2 separate regions of the Homo sapiens genome follow, and region 2 is linked to region 1. The links are chromatin loops, found by intact Hi-C in ENCODE. Cell type or tissue: Calu3. All regions are shown on one strand. Links, peaks and the distances in the headings refer to the core of each region. The heading gives the core; the rest is flanking DNA.

Region 1 (7,787 bases), core at 1,572-6,571:
AAAAAAAAAAAAAAGTTTAATCTGAAAAGGCATAAAGAGGTTGAATCTCTAAAAAATTAACTTTCCTTTTTCCTATGAACCTGAGTAAAAGCTTTTTTCCAGATTGTCCCCATTTGATGATAAGACAAACAGGACAAATATTTCTTACTTTCTAATCAGGAGCGCAAATTACCTAAAAACTTAGCATTTTAGTGGCTGAGGCCATGGCTCCCATTTTGCTCATTTGCATTAATAGCTTGATTATGTATATGCGTAGGGGCAAGAGTTTTGCATGGGGCCAAGAGTGAAAGATGCTACTGGCTCAGACATGCAGAGTTCTGGAGACGTAAGAAAGACTCAAGACCACTGAGGAGTTGCTTGGATCCCTGAAGATTGCTGCAGATGTTTCAGGATTGGGGGTGAGTTATTTACTAAATCTTTTACAAGCCATCCTGTTGGCTATGCGGGCACTTCATGAAACTGTCAGCGTCATCTTTGCCATTTTGGCAAATGCCATCCTTTGTCATTGGTATGGAAAGGGAAGTCTCAGTTGGATGTGTCTTAATGATCAATGGCTCCCCTTTTTCCAAACATCACAGGTATCATATAATAATAGACATAAAACTTAAAAATTGTCTTTATGAAACCAATCTGTGAAGCTGCATGCTTTTATGAGTCTAAAAAGCTGGCAGAAAGTGATCCTAAAAGGCTGGGCATGGTGGCACTTTGGGAGGCTGAGGTGGGCGGATCAAGAGGTCAGGAGTGGCTGGGCGCGGTGGCTCACGCCTGTAATCCCAGCACTTTGGGAGGCCGAGGCGGGTGGATCATGAGGTCAGGAGATCGAGACCATCCTGGCTAACAAGGTGAAACCCCGTCTCTACTAAAAATACAAAAAATTAGCCGGGCGCGGTGGCGGGCGCCTGTAGTCCCAGCTACTGGGGAGGCTGAGGCAGGAGAATGGCGTGAACCCGGGAGGCGGAGCTTGCAGTGAGCCGAGATTGCGCCACTGCAGTCCGCAGTCCGGCCTGGGCGACAGAGCGAGACTCCGTCTCAAAAAAAAAAAAAAAAAAAAAGAGGTCAGGAGTTCGAGACCAGCCTGGCCAACATCATGAAACCCCATCTCTTCTAAAAATACAAAAATTAGCCTGGTGTGGTGGCAGGCCCCTGTAATCCCAGCTACTCGGGAGGCTGAGGCAGGAGAATCGCTTGATCCTGGGAGGCGGAGGTTGCAGTGAGCCGAGATTGTACCACTGCACTCCTGCCTGAGTGACAGAGTGAGACTCTGTCTCAAAAAAATATATATATTTAATATATATTTAAATATATAAAATATTTAATATTTTAATTAATAAAATATTTAAATATATATATATCACTGGGCGTGGTGGCTTATGTCTGTAATCTCAGCACTTTGGGAGGCCAAGGTGGGTAGATCACTTGAAGTCAGGAGTTCGAGACCAGCTTGGCTAGCATGGTGAAATAACATCTCTACTAAAAATAAAAATACAAAAATTAGCAGGTGTGGTGGCACACACATGTAGTCCCAGCTACTTGAGAGGCTGAGGCATGAAGATCTCTTGAACCCAGGAAATGGAGGTTGCAGTGAGCTGAGATCATGCCACTGTACTCCAGCCTGGGTGACATAGTAAGACCCTGTCTCTAAAAAACAAACAAAAAATCTAAATTTACATAATTATATATGTAAAGATAATTTAGGTAATTTAGGGGAAACTTGTTCCCCCTAGAATATAGAAAGTCTGAGCCGCAGATATCAGCATTTTATCTCCAGATCTCACTATGCATGTATGCCATGTAATAAATGTGGTTGCAATAAAAGAAGAAAAAGTGGAATTTGAAAATGAAAAATGGCATTCATGAAGAAAAGTACACCTTTTTTTGACTTTTGTTTGCAAAGTGCATGCACTACATATCAGATTTTTAAAATTCACATCGTTAGTATGCATCAATGATCTCTTTATGAATTTGCAAAATTTAGATAAGTTATGGTGTCATATTTGCTGTGTTTATTTTTTAGATTTTTTTAATGGAGGAAAATTTGGAGAAGGACATGACCTGGGCCTGTGTTTCATGGGGTGCCCTTACTTGAGACAATCAGGACACTATCACTTTCCAGATGGAAAATAATGATCCAAATGCTTTAATGTCCATTAGGGAAATTATCCTTCCAGCCCAAGAAAGCAATCATGTTATCAATTCATAATACTGGGGGGTCTTCATGTTCTATGAGATGTCTTCAAAATGTCATTGCTACAGTAGGTCATTTTTTTACATGATTTTTAAAAATTTTATTTCAAAATGTAGGCTTATCTCTTTAGGTTCTACAAAGGATGAAACTATAGAAAAACCTTTTTACATATCTGCATTGTCTGTAGGAATAAGCCACTTTGCAAATAGTGAGATGGATGTTACGTCTTAATTTCTTGTCCATGTGATGATGAATTTTTGCTCCTTTAGATGGTTTAATTCACTCTTTATATGATGCAATTCTCTTAATTCTCTTTGCTGCTTTCTTTGCACAAAGATACTGTGAAAATATAGAGAAAGAGGTAATTCACGGTTTTCATTTTTCATTGTTACACTTGGAACTGAAGTGATCCATTACTTGATTTTGAGAGAGACTGTAGACCTAAGTGTTTAAATTAAAAGAATAAAGCTTCTAAGATAAAGCTCTTGCTATCTTGGGTTTAGCAAAGATTTCTTAATCAGATCTCAAAGTTACTAACAATAAATTAATAAAATAATTGAGCTTATAAACATTTTTAAAAATACTTTTCCTGATCCAGGAGAGAATTGACTTAAGAGTCTAACACCTTTTAAAGTCTGATAAGAAACATTTACAATTTATCCTCTCTGAGCCTGCTACCTGGAGGGTTCATCTGCATGATAAGAATCTTGGTCTCCACAACCCTTTATCTGAGCCCAGACCTTCCCTTCTTTGGATATCTGGTCTTTAGATAACCTCTTTCAACCAATTGCCAATTGGACAATCTTTGAATCCGCCTATGACCTGGAAGCTTCCACTTTGAGTTGTCCTGCCTTTCTGGACCGCTGATGTCTTCGGTCTCCCTGGAATGTACAAAGCCAAACCGTAGCCTGACCACCATGGGCACGTGCTCTCACGACCTCCTGAGGCTGTGTCACAGGCATGTCCTTAACCTTGACAGAATAAACTTCTAAATTGATTGAGTCTTTTCTCAGATACTTTTTGGTTTACAACGTGAAATACATTATGCTTCCATTACACTAGTTATCATGGGAAAACACCTCAAAAAAATAAAAACAGACCAACAAAAGACAATAAAGACCTTTGTGCCGTCCATTATTTTTCTGTCCTAGTATTTGTGGCCGGGTCAAAAACAAACTAGACAGGGACCCTGAGGGAGGGAGATTTCGCTGACATCTGTAGGTAGGATCAGGCTTCCAGGGCTGCAGAGGGAAGAGCTTCAATAAGAGGAGGGAAAAGCAGTGATAATGACCTTCATGGGTCCTCTACTGCCGACTGTCTGGGCTGCAGTGCCCTGGCACATTTCCTTGCAGAGAAAGGACAGCAGGAGTGGGCTTCCTGGTTCCCTTTCTGTTTTCTCTGAGGCCAGCAGGTGCCTGGCGTGGCCTTTGCGCCCCCTGCTGGTCGTTCTGGCAGCACACAGCCTCCTGCCTTGCCAGTGTGAAACCCGGTGCTGTCTTGTTCCCCGGGTGGAATGCAAGAGAATGCTTGGGAAGAACTTTGTTACCCAATGAAGCCTCCTGGTTCTCTAGTCCCTGGTAGCCTGTCCTGGTTGCCAGGTGCTTGTTTGCATTCCAAGCTCCACATTCCCCAGGGTCCAGTGTAGTCTTGTGTCTAAGCTGGTGTCTGGCCACCAAAGGCAGGCGTGCAGGGCCTTGGCTACTGCGCTAGGTCTGCTGATGGCCACAAGCCTTTAGTCCCAGCTCTGCCTTAGCAATGGGGGTGTCTGAAGGCTCAGGGGATACACAGGTCCTCTAGGTTCCTGGGGAGATGATGGTAAGTAATCCTTCTTAACAGTCTTTAAAAAATACATAATTTAACATGGACAAAGCAAGTAATCAAAAGGCTATCTGACAAAGTGAAAAATATTGTAAAATTCTTAACACGTTTAACTAGATCATAAACCCAGGAAATCCTTGAGCTTCCTTCAAGACAGGCCAGCTCTTTGAGTGAGTTAGATACACTGGGTTTGTCATCAGTTAATACTAATCTGAATAGGTCTATCTCTTTGTGTAATGATAAAAGAGGCCTTGTTGAAAATAAGCCAAAAGGGAGCCCCCTCTCTCCATGGTGAAGTGTGTATATGGGTCATTTTCAAAGTTAGATATGGTTTCTGTAAGATGAAGCCTGGCCATTCTAAGTCACTTGAGTGAAAACAGCTTACGAGCCTGGCAGAAGAATAATTCACAACATAAGAAAACACTTTCTGATCTTTAAAAACATTGAAAATTTCTTTTACAAGAAATTGAAGGCTGGAAAGAAAGGGAGAAGGACTTGAATAGAAAGAAGGAAATTATTGGAATTCTAATGAATACAGAACACAAATCCTAAATGATAGATTTAGTTTAAGTGTCTGATGGAAACCTTTCTGAATATCACATATCTACCAGCCAATAGAAAATAATGTAGAAGGTGGAAATCTGAAATTCAATATAAAGAGTGGATTATAAAAGGAAGACCGCATTATCCATTAGGCAAAGACCCTTTTGAGAAACCTATCTGTGCTTTTAAAGTAAGCACTTTCTCCTAGAGGAAAAAAACTAGAAGACAGATAGTAAACCAAAAAAAAAAAAAAAAAAAGAAAAAGAAAAATCTAATAAATAAATTTCTTAGAACTCAAATTGAAAGCATCCTATGGAAGGAAGAATCTTTCCATTTAGAAAATGCTCACACAGAAAGTGAGAAAGCTTCTGCAGAAACTTGAAATGCCATCTGAACTTTATCAATAACAGACACATCAGGTATGGATTTACCATTTAACATTAGAGAAGAAACAGCTTGAAGTAAAAGGAAGCATCAACCAACCCCCTTCTAAGCTGGGGACTTAAGAAACAAGAACAAGGGAAATGAATCAGAATTAGAAGCACTTTGATTTGATCAAAACCTTTTTATCTCCCCTAAGGAAAGAAGCTTGCAATAACTAATTAGCAGCTCCGGCCACTGGAGAAAGCTCAATGCCTTGAGAAAAGCAAATGCACCGGAGAAACAAGTTAGATAGAGCTGAATTAAAGGTGAGCTTTTGGCCAGGCACAGTGGCTCACGCCTGTAATCCTAGCACTCTGGGAGGCCAAGGCGGGTGGATCACCCGAGGTCAGGAGTTCAAGACCAGCCTGGCCAACACAGTGAAACCCTGTCTCTGCTAAAAAAAAAATACAAAACTTAGTTGGGCATGATGGCGGGTGCCTGTAATCCCAGCTACTTGGGAGGCCGAGACAGGACAATCACTTGAACCTGAGAGGCAGAGGTTGCAGTGAGCTGAGATCGCACCACTGTACTCCAGCCAGGGCGGCTGAGCGAGACTCCATCTCAAAAAAAAAAAAAAGTGAGCTTTTATGAAGTGGTCCTTATATCCCTGCAATCTCCAGTACAGCTCTGGGAGAGCCTTCAGAGGACACAGTGATCCACCGATAACCAGATCTGGGAGAAGGAAAGATAACTAGCAACAGATGATCACTAAGTTGGAAAACTGGATTTTTCCCCCACCTCCTGTGCCAACAGTATCACCTTTTCTAAAAATCTTTTGTGCTTTCTCTCTGTAGCAAGAGGGAAGCAGGGAAAAAAGATATTTAAGAGTAGGTCTTAGTGTACACATTCTGCATAACCTAAGGATTTGAGAGCCCTTCACTCTCACCCCTCAATTCATCCAGTTTCAACAAATAAAAACAAGGAGGCAGTTAGGGGCCAATATAATTGCTGTTATTTGTGAAGTAAAGGGCATACCTAACTTCCAAACACTCCATGCCGTGCTTCAGGACTCTTAGAAAAAAAAACAATAATTGTACAGGCCATCCCTTCCAGAGATGGCTGGGGCCTCACTCCTGCTTTAGACTGGGTATTCTGGGTGCTGGCACAATCCGCAACCCACACTATGCCTGTACAAGCAGGGCTAACTAACAAAGGGCAGTGTGAACAGCTTCACAGTGAATGTCATATTAGGATTATTTTATATACCAATAACTAAATCCCAACCATTCTGGCTTAAAAACACACATACAAAGTTTACAATAAGAAATGGAAGTAAGGCCGGGCACGGTGGCTCATGCCTGTAATTCCAGCAGTTTGGGAAGCCTAGGTGGGTAGATCACCTGAGGTCGGGAGTTTGAAACCAGCCTGACCAACGTGGAGAAACCCCGTCTCTACTAAAAATACCAAATTAACTGGGTGTGGCGGTGGGCGCCTGTAATCCCAGCCACTCAGGAGGCTGAGGCAGGAGAATCGCTTGAACCTGGGAGGCAGAGGTTGCAGTGAGCCAAGATAGCGCCATTGCACTCCAGCCTGGGCAACAAGAGCGAAACTCCTTCTCAAAAAAAAAAAAAGGAAATAAAATTTACCTGGAAAATTTGGACTAGCTGACTGCTGGTATATCTTGAGCCAGGCCCTCAATGTCCTCAACAGTCTCCTAAGGAATTTGCCTTCTTTTCCCAAATTCTCTCTCTCTCTCTGTCTCTCTCTCTCTCCTGTATTGGCCGTATTCTCTCTCCATTTAGTAATGAATGTGACAGTGCCATGCTTTTATTCTACCAGTTTAGCAAATCATACTCAGACCCCACACATACACAGGTGAAGTGGAGCTTCCTATTCCTGACCACAGTGGTCACTTCAGAAAGAGGCACGTAATTGAATGCCTGCAATAAGAACCCTCCACAAAAGTTCCCTCCACAGGAACCATTAGGGACCACGTTCTTCTCTTGGAGGACTGGTAGTTACATGTGTTCAGTCACATATGCATTTCTGAAGCCATCCTTATAGGAAGGGCAGGACACATTCTGATGATCATGCCAATTCCAAAGGATTTCCACATGAAAGGAGAGTGGTCAAATGACAGTTCCTCAAAGGACAACATGGAAAGAAGTTGCTAGAAAAAAGGAGAAGCAATGATGGACAGGCAGAATAATCAGGCGGGTGAGGGGGTGGGTAAACAGAGTACAGAGAGGTGACAGTGTGGTGCCTCAAAACTGTCCTGAGAACTGGGCAGAATGGAAACTGTATCAAATGAGCCACAGTGCTGGCCCAATGCCACTGCAAAAATCTGGATTTTTCACCTCAGCAAACGACACAGATCGAAATTCTCCTTCTGACCAAGGTGGAGTAATCAAGACTAGATTCATGATCTCACCTGGAAAAAAACCAAAATTATATAAAATAATGGTTTTCAAGACATTAGGCATCAGCCAATGTAGGACACTGATTCCTAAGAGATGGGAAATGATCAAGGTGGATCCTACAAGGTGGATCCCCCCATCCATTGTCTAGAGAAGCTTTTGGATGAGCGAGGACCCAGTTGAAGCCTGGTGAACTTCCTGAGCTGGTGCCATGGAGTAGGGATTCTGGGGGGGGCCATGGCAGCTGATATTTGCAAGCAGAGTTAACAAAGATGAGGAAAGTTGCACCTAGAAGAAACTCTTGGGCTGTACAGCGAGCCCAGGTGAAGTCCTCAGCAGGATTCTGATCCACGCACGCATGTGAGGTTAGCCAAGGAAGAACCACCTCAAAGGGAGTAAGGGAAAAGTACTCAGAGCTCACACAGGTGCCAATTCCCACCAGCCAGAATGGGAAGGTCACT
Region 2 (7,787 bases), core at 1,597-6,596, 130 kb before region 1:
ACCTTTTCAAGTATAAGTTACAGCAGATAATTCTTCTGAGAATGATCTCCTAAGGCATGTCTTCCTCTTTGCATTTTTATCTGGACCCTGTCCCATCTATAGGGTCACATTTTTTATTAGAAATGTTGCTGAAGATCCCCTCAAAATAACAAATACGTGTGACATAATTATATATGCTTTATGTATTTTACATATACACGTGTACACTTGTGTAAGGAATTATTAGTTTTGGTTAAATAGTATTTTATATATGCTGCTTCATATAACACATTGCAAATGCTTCCCGTGAGATTATATTATCTTCAAGTCATGGTTCTGATGGAGATTTAATATCCTATTTATAGCATGTCTGAACCACATTTATTTAATCATTTTAATGATGGATATTCAGGTTGCTTTCAAAGGCTTCTTGCTGTCATAAATAATGGTTACCATGAACATCTTGGCACATATATCTCTTTCCAAAATGTTTGATTATTTCCATAGAATAAGTTATTAGATGATGAACTAGAAATATACACTTTAAAAAGTATATCCTGATTTCTTTATGCAGTCCCTTATTAATTACCATTTAATGCTAATTATTAATAAAGACAATAGCAAGGGGATATTTATGATTTAAACATGCCAGTAACTCTTCTAAGTGCTTTAGCATAGGAGTTCATATGATGCTTACAATCACCCAGCAAGGCTGAATCTATTATCATCCCGTGTCCTATGTGAGAAACCTTGAATCACAGGAAGACGAAGCAGCTTGCCCAGGATTGTTCCGCTTATAAATATCAGATTCCAATTCAGGAACATGGCTACAGCATATTTGCTGTTTATTTGGTTTGATGTTATAAGTGATACTGCAGTTAATATGCTTGAGTTTCAATCTTTAGGCACCCTCAGTAGCAGCTATGTGGCATGACTTTTAATTTTTATAGAATGGAAGATTCTAGAAGTGTAAATGTTCTCCCACAGCATTATTCACATTTTAGTGGAAATGATGGAGATATCTGAATGTCTCCTTAACAGGTTCCCCAAGTAGATGCAACATAAAGGGATGATGGAAATAAGCAAGAAGTTCTCAAGTATCAGCATGCCACATTCCACAGGCGGGATGTCAAAAATAGTTTTGGGTGATGGGCAGCTTACTGTGCATAAGGTTTGCAAACAAACGATATTGATTCCTGTTTTTCTTTCCTTTAAGAAAAGGAAGAATCAACACTTTCAGAGATGGAGCCTGTTGAGCCACAGTACCAACTAGTCAATGCTGAATCGACTTCTCCCTTTCTACATTGCCTGAGAGAAGTCATTGGGGAATACTCTGTACACGAATTTTCACTGTTGGGGAAAACAGGTATTGGAAGTGATGGGTAGACCTCAGTTTGTATGCATTGTGTTAATTACTATTTCTTTGCTTTTCCTTTTTTTGTGCGGTTGCAGAGAGTCAAGGGATTGGATTGTGGATTGCATTGGTGGTTTTCCTCAGTTTCCTCATCTTCTCCACAAGTTTCTACATATCGAATGCAGAGCAGCCCTTCTTCAAAGGACCTCCTACGGAAGCTGCTAAGGAACTCAGTCTGTAGCTCTGCGTGGAGCCATGTGTAAACACTGAACTGAGACCTGCCACCTCCTACTACCTAAGGGCCCATTTTCATCTGATATCATCCCCCAGAAACAAACTCATGATGACTTCCATGTTTTTTTTAGATTAGATACATGGAGAATTTTCCTTTCCCTTAGAATTAAAATCCTGCATTCTAATTTTCAGTAAGCTTTTTTATTTCTGAATAATTTTAAATTTAAAGAGAAGTTGCAAAGATAGTATAGAATGTTCCCTTATACCTGTTTTTATTTAGAGTGATGTTCCCAGGAGAAATGATAATGCAGCAATGGACAAGAACAGGAACAAGAGACAGTCTTACCATCTTCTTACAATTTATAGATGGGACAGTGGAAAGAGAAGCCACATCGGGGTTGGGCATGCAGAGACCTGGTCCTAAATCTGTGTGACTTTTGCGAAATCCTTTTGCCTCACAGAGCTCTAGGTTCTTATCTGTCAAACAGGAACCAGACCATCAGATCCGTAGAGATCCAACCAATGAAGGAGACTTCGAAAACTTCACATTGCCGTGTCAATGTGAGGTTGCTGGATGGTTATGACAAGAAATCACATTAAATTCACTGGGGTAACATTGTTCATGAAACGGGATAATGTGTTTCAGCGATGAACCACCCATGGCCTTACTACAGACATATTTCCACTTTGAAAATGTGTGTGAGTGTACATGTCTGTGTGTGAGGCAGAGATTAGAAAGTGTAAATGTGTGCGTTTTCATTTTACACATCTTACATTTTCCTTTAATTTGTTTGAAAGCCTGTTTTGTTTGTGGCTTCCATTCCTGGAAGTCCCATGAGTTGTTAGTGGTGAAGATGGAACAGATGTGTCCAACCCGGGGGACTCCTGCCCTCAGGGACTGAGCAGCTGCAAACCTCTCTCTCATCTGATTCCACTGTTTCTTCCACATGTACACATCATGAGAAATATTGTTCAATCAATATCTTCCCTTAAATCAACTCATATGCTTATTTACATGAATTTACCTAAAACAGAAACTTGATATCACTTCTGTAAATGAAAAAATTAAACTTTCTGGCTTTAAATAAAGCATAACAATAATAATCATGTCAAAATTACCTCTCCAGTGTTATGAAGTTCAAGTTAGGGGTGAAGATTCCTGAAGGCCCTGGTCCTAGGTCATAGTTGTTCCTGATTAAAGGGGAGACGGACAAGTGTTCAAAAGGGTCAAAGACATAGTCCCCTCAATTGAGACTTCCTTCTGAAATTAATCAGAAAGTTTAAAAGAGAGTTCTTCCTCATTTTGTTAATTACTTTCACATATTAATATATATTAACATTTTATATGGTAATATGTTTTTGACATTCCCCTCTAAAATGTTCTCATGGGCTGGCAGTGGTTTCTTATATTATGGGAGCCCTACTCTTTACTGAATTTTGTCCTTCTGTCATAGGGTAAAACTTTTTCGTCTCTACAGAACTCTCTCCAAGTGCACACCCATAGATTGGTTTGCTTGTGGAATCCTAGCATATCAGAAATGAAGGAATCTCAGAAATTGTTTTCATCAAACACCTCATATGCAGAAGGCAAAATGAAGGTTCAGAGCAGAAATGATTTGTCCAAGGATGCAACACTCATCTGCAGCAGAGGGAAGCTGAGCTCTGCAGACCCACCTAGCACTGCAGAGGCAGCCCTCTAGGACAAGGCTTCATAAAAAAGTGACTTTATGAGTTGGCTCCATAAAAAAGATACAGATTAAGAAATTGTTTAAACAGTGATCTCTATATAATTACTCTTTTATTTAAAAGTATGGGCTGGGAGCGGTGGCTGACGCCTGTAATCCCAGCACTTTGGGAGGCCGATGTGAGCAGATAACCTGAGGTCGGGAGTTAGAGACCAGCCTGACCAACATGGAGAAACTCCGTCTCTACTAAAAATACAAAATTAGCAGGGTGTGGTGGTGCATGCCTGTAATCCCAGCTACTCGGGAGGCTGAGGCAGGAGAACTGCTTGAACCCAGGAGGCAGAGGTTGTGGTGAGCCGAGATCGCGCCATTGCACTCCAGCCTGGGCAACAAGAGCGAAACTCTGTCTCAAAATAAATAAATAAATAAGTATTCCTTTCCCAGTCTTTTGCTGTGTGGAGCCAAGATTTTTATTTGCAGAAGTCTGCAGGGCTGGTGTGATCTCTTTCAGTCATAAACCATAACCTTCCTAACGGGCCATCTGCAATATCCAGTTGTGTTTTCTCGAATGTGGGGAAATGACTTAAAGACACTTCAGAATCAATTGGAGGAAGGGACCGTTCCAGAGCTTAATTTTCCGTTGTGTTTTAGAGTTCTGTTGTCCACACCTAATTTGTCAGAAATGGTTTTAGTCATGTTGTTTTGTAGAATCTTTCCACAGCATTTATGCTCCTTTTCATAGAAGCGGCTCAATCTGCTCACGGATTTATATAGTATAGATTAAAGGAGGGCAGTGTAATAATGCCATAACAGAGGCTGGTACTAAGCTTAAAGCACCCCTGATGGGAGCAGAAATGCCCTGGCAGCTGGAGAGAGAGCCAGCACCTAGAGCGAGCGCCCCCTGCTGGCCATGGAGGGGAATGGAGGGTGTGGGATCCCCTGCAAGCAGGTTAAGTGGAGGTTGTTTCAAAAGCTTCTTCTCTAATCTTTCTGGATACTACAGATGATTTACATGAAACTCAGTGTGATGCTTTAATAGACCAATGAGATCAAGTTAACAAATAGATCCTAGAAATTATACTATTTTTAATGTTTGTGAAGTACCTGCTCAGCCAGGTGTTGATGGAGGACAGAGGATTAAGAGGAAGCCTTGAGTTACAGGGACCGAAGCAGCTGCTGTGTGGATTCAGATCTGGGCGATACCGCCCCAAGGCTCGTTCTTCCAGCATTTCTATCATTCTCTCTCTCTGTCTTATAGGCAAATGAGATGATGTTTCCGGGTCAATACATGACGGGATTAACTGGGATAGAGAAACGTGGTTTTAGGATGTGAGTCTCCAAAATTTCTATGGTTCAAATGTGGGATCTCACATGATGGTCTTGGGCAAAGAGAATATCATTGATTCTCAAGATTTAAACACAGGAGAGCCTCTCACTCCTCCCAAAGCTACGAAGGGGATGGAGATGGCCCAGGGACATTCGAATCGGAACTCAAGATCAGTATTGGAGACCCCACCCTGTGACATAGACATCATGGACAAGTTCCTTGAATGTTGGAGCTTTATTTTCCTATTTGATAAAATGAGAATTATAGCTTCTGTGGAGGGCACGGGGGTGGTCTCTGAGGATCACAGGAGATAATGCACATCGAAATGCTTTGAAAAGCATCAAGTACTGAAAAATGTCCAGCTTAGCTATTAGTAACAGTGACTGTGTTGGGAGTCTGGGCTTTCTCCTGTCCAGCTAGAAACACTTTTATTGTGCTATTTTTAGTGTTACACCTGCACATGCTTGTTTGAGCAGGTATTAATGGTATAAAGATGCCAGGCTCAGGCCCACAGTGGGCCAGTTGTTCTATAATTTGTTCTATAATAGCATAACTTGACAACAGCTAAATGCCATAAAATGAATTGAGGATGGGGTGTGGGGGTGAAGACACTGCCTAACTCCTCCCCACTGTTGGGGAATGATATCCAGCCTGTCACCCACTGATGGCAGGTTATGTAGGAGAAGCAGATCTATTAAAATAGAAGCACAGCTGCATGCCATGATTACTTCTCTAAAGTTATTGTCTAGCTCTGCACTTGATCCTCCTCTGATAATACTCAAGAAATAGAACACCAAAGTTTGCTTGTTTTAAATTTGGTAATTAACGTCTGTTTTGCTTACACTAATGGTTTCTCGCGGGAAGGATGCGTGCATTATTAAATGTTGCTTAAGGAAAAGAAAACGTTTTGTGTTGGTTAACAATTTTTGACTACAAATAATAGAAAACGATACCAAAGCTGGCTTAAGTAAAAAAGTAATTTAATGCTTTCTATAAATAATAAGCCAGGGGTAGCATGGCCAATTTATCCAGTAGTCTCAATAGACACCATGCCTGAGGCCCACTGTACTATTAAAGGGTTCATGAAAATATTTTAATTTTAATTTATTTTAAAATTAGAAGAAAAATCACTATAACAATATTTTAATAGAGTAGGAATCCACAAAGCAAAAGCTTCTGAAGCACCCAAAGTCATAACATAGCCCTGAGGTGTAGGCCTGCCTTCAGCCTTCATTTGCTATCAAGAACACACCAAACTCCTTTGACTTCCCCCTGCTCTCTCTTCTTTTTTATGCCATGCTGTTGACATTCAAAAATAGGCTTTTCCTTTGCCTCCTACCATCATTTACTCTGTTCACCCCACTCTAGCTCCCTACTCTCCTATTTCCCCATACTCCAAGGCTGTGTCTGCAGCAGGATCTCTGCCCTGGGTCTTCTCTCTGTCTGAAGTACGTTTCTTTCAGGTAACTTTCTCATTTTACTTGCTCCAGGAGTATTCTTGGCTTCTCAGAGAGACTTTCTTTTATATGTAAAAAGGATAATGAGGCCAGGCATGGTGGCTCACACCTGTAATCCCAGCACTTTGGGAGGCTGAGACGGGAGGATCACTTGAGGTCAGGAGTTTGAGACCAGCCTCGCCAACACAGTGAAACCCCGTCTCTACAAAAAAAATATATAAAAAATTAGCCAGGCATGGTGGTGGGCACCTGCAGTCCCAGCTACTCAGGAGGCTGAGGCAGGAGAATTGCTTGAACCCGGGAAGCGGAGGTTGTGGTGAGCCAAGATCATGCCACTGTACTCCAGCCTGGTGACAGAGTGAGACTCGGTCTCAAAAAAAAAAAAAAAAAAAAAAAAAAAAAGATAATGGATGAATCAGTGAAAGACAGATGCACCAGCCCAGACTTCAAAACCTCTGGATGTCAGCTTCCACGCAAAAGGGTGAGAATCTCATCTGTAGATGACCCAAGGGAGTCTCCCCAGCGCTCCTTAGCTCTCCCCAGTCAGTGCTCCTTAGCTCTCCCTGGCTCTCCCTTAGCTCTCCACGCCCAAGCCTGAGCCAGTCACTGTGGAGAGAGGCAGGAACACACTGCTTGGCTTAGCTGTTATTGTCTAAGTTTCCTCTGTTAGCAGAGGTTGGGTTCCACACGGGCAGAACTGAGAGTCGGAGAGGGATGGTTCTTCAGCGGGAAAGAAGATACAGTTACCAGAAAGGCAATCAGAGTGAATTTACCTGCAGAGCAAAGATAATGCCTGTTTCTTAATTTCCCACTCTAGAATTTTCTTTTGATTAGTTTTGTGCATCTATATTGCTTCACATCTTGATTCTGGTAGTTGTTCATATTTATCACAAATTAGACCATTGAACATTTTAATATTTTTTTCCTTAAAGTGAATTAGTAGCATTTGTTGTTTTTTCTTCAACTTTTATTTTACATTCTGGGGTACATGTGCAGGATGTGCAGGTTTGTTACATAGGTAAACGTGCGCCATGGTGGTTTGCTACACAGATAAACCCATCACCGAGGTATGAAGCCCAGAATCTATTAGCTATTCTTCCTGATCCTCTCTCTCCCCCGCCACCCTGCGACAGGCCCCAGTGTGTGTTGTTCCCCTCGATGTGTCTAGGTGTTCTCATCGTTCAGCTCCCACTTATAAGTGAGAACATGCAGTGCTTAGTTTTATGTTCCTGCATTAGTTTGCTGAGGATGATGGCTTTCAGCTCCACCAACGTTCCTGCAAAGGACAAGATCTCTTTCCTTTTTATGGCTGCATAGTATTCCATGGTGTATTTGTACCACGTTTTCTTTATCCAGCCTATCATTGATGGGCATTTGGTTTGATTCTTTGCGATTGTGAATAATGAGTAGCATCTATTTTAATTTTGAAAATTAAAACAGTTTTATAAGTAAAGGAGACTATACAGACACATAAAAAGAATAATGTTTTGACATGTTTTGGAGAGAATTAGTTTTAATGAAAATGAGAATGTGAGAAACCCCAGGAATTGATTTCACCTTGCAACTGAAGAGACTATGTTATCATAATAAGGAAGATTGTGTTGTCACAGCATTTTGTTGAGATCACTACTGGATTTTCTGAAGCACTTTGAGATAGAAGAATGTCTCCCCAGGGGTATCTGCAGAGTCTAAACTTATCAAAAGACTGACAGATGAAATATCCAGGGAGCTTGTACAAATCAATGAGCAGA

The links. A loop is a pair of places that touch in the nucleus more often than their neighbours do. Peaks named below come from ENCODE experiments on the same cell type or tissue, not always from the same donor. Only the 100,000 strongest peaks of a DNase experiment are listed, where the experiment ranks them.
Region 2: a loop joins it to region 1, with 12 times the contacts of the local background. A loop is called at or near these places in 1 of 110 quality-filtered maps.

The regions. Positions count from the first base shown.
Region 1 is chr12:126,870,981-126,878,767 of GRCh38, forward strand. It overlaps LINC02372 (long intergenic non-protein coding RNA 2372), which reads right to left and starts at 3,710. Exons shown (of 3, transcript NR_033970.1): 1 at 3,477-3,710; 2 at 2,346-2,524. It overlaps LOC105370061 (a long non-coding RNA gene), which reads left to right and starts at 3,824. Exons shown (of 3, transcript XR_945511.3): 1 at 3,824-4,000. In Calu3, for the core only: a CTCF peak has its summit at 3,638 (motif pointing left); a DNase peak (open chromatin) is centred at 3,601.
Region 2 is chr12:126,743,575-126,751,361 of GRCh38, forward strand. LINC00944 (long intergenic non-protein coding RNA 944) reads right to left here. Exons shown (of 5, transcript NR_033878.1): 2 at 4,357-4,553; 3 at 2,687-2,758. It overlaps LINC00943 (long intergenic non-protein coding RNA 943), which reads left to right. Exons shown (of 4, transcript NR_038256.1): 3 at 1,196-1,314; 4 at 1,432-2,682. Among named protein-coding and RNA genes, the nearest start is that of LINC00943, 10 kb to the left of the region's middle. In Calu3, for the core only: a CTCF peak has its summit at 4,165 (motif pointing left); a DNase peak (open chromatin) is centred at 4,137.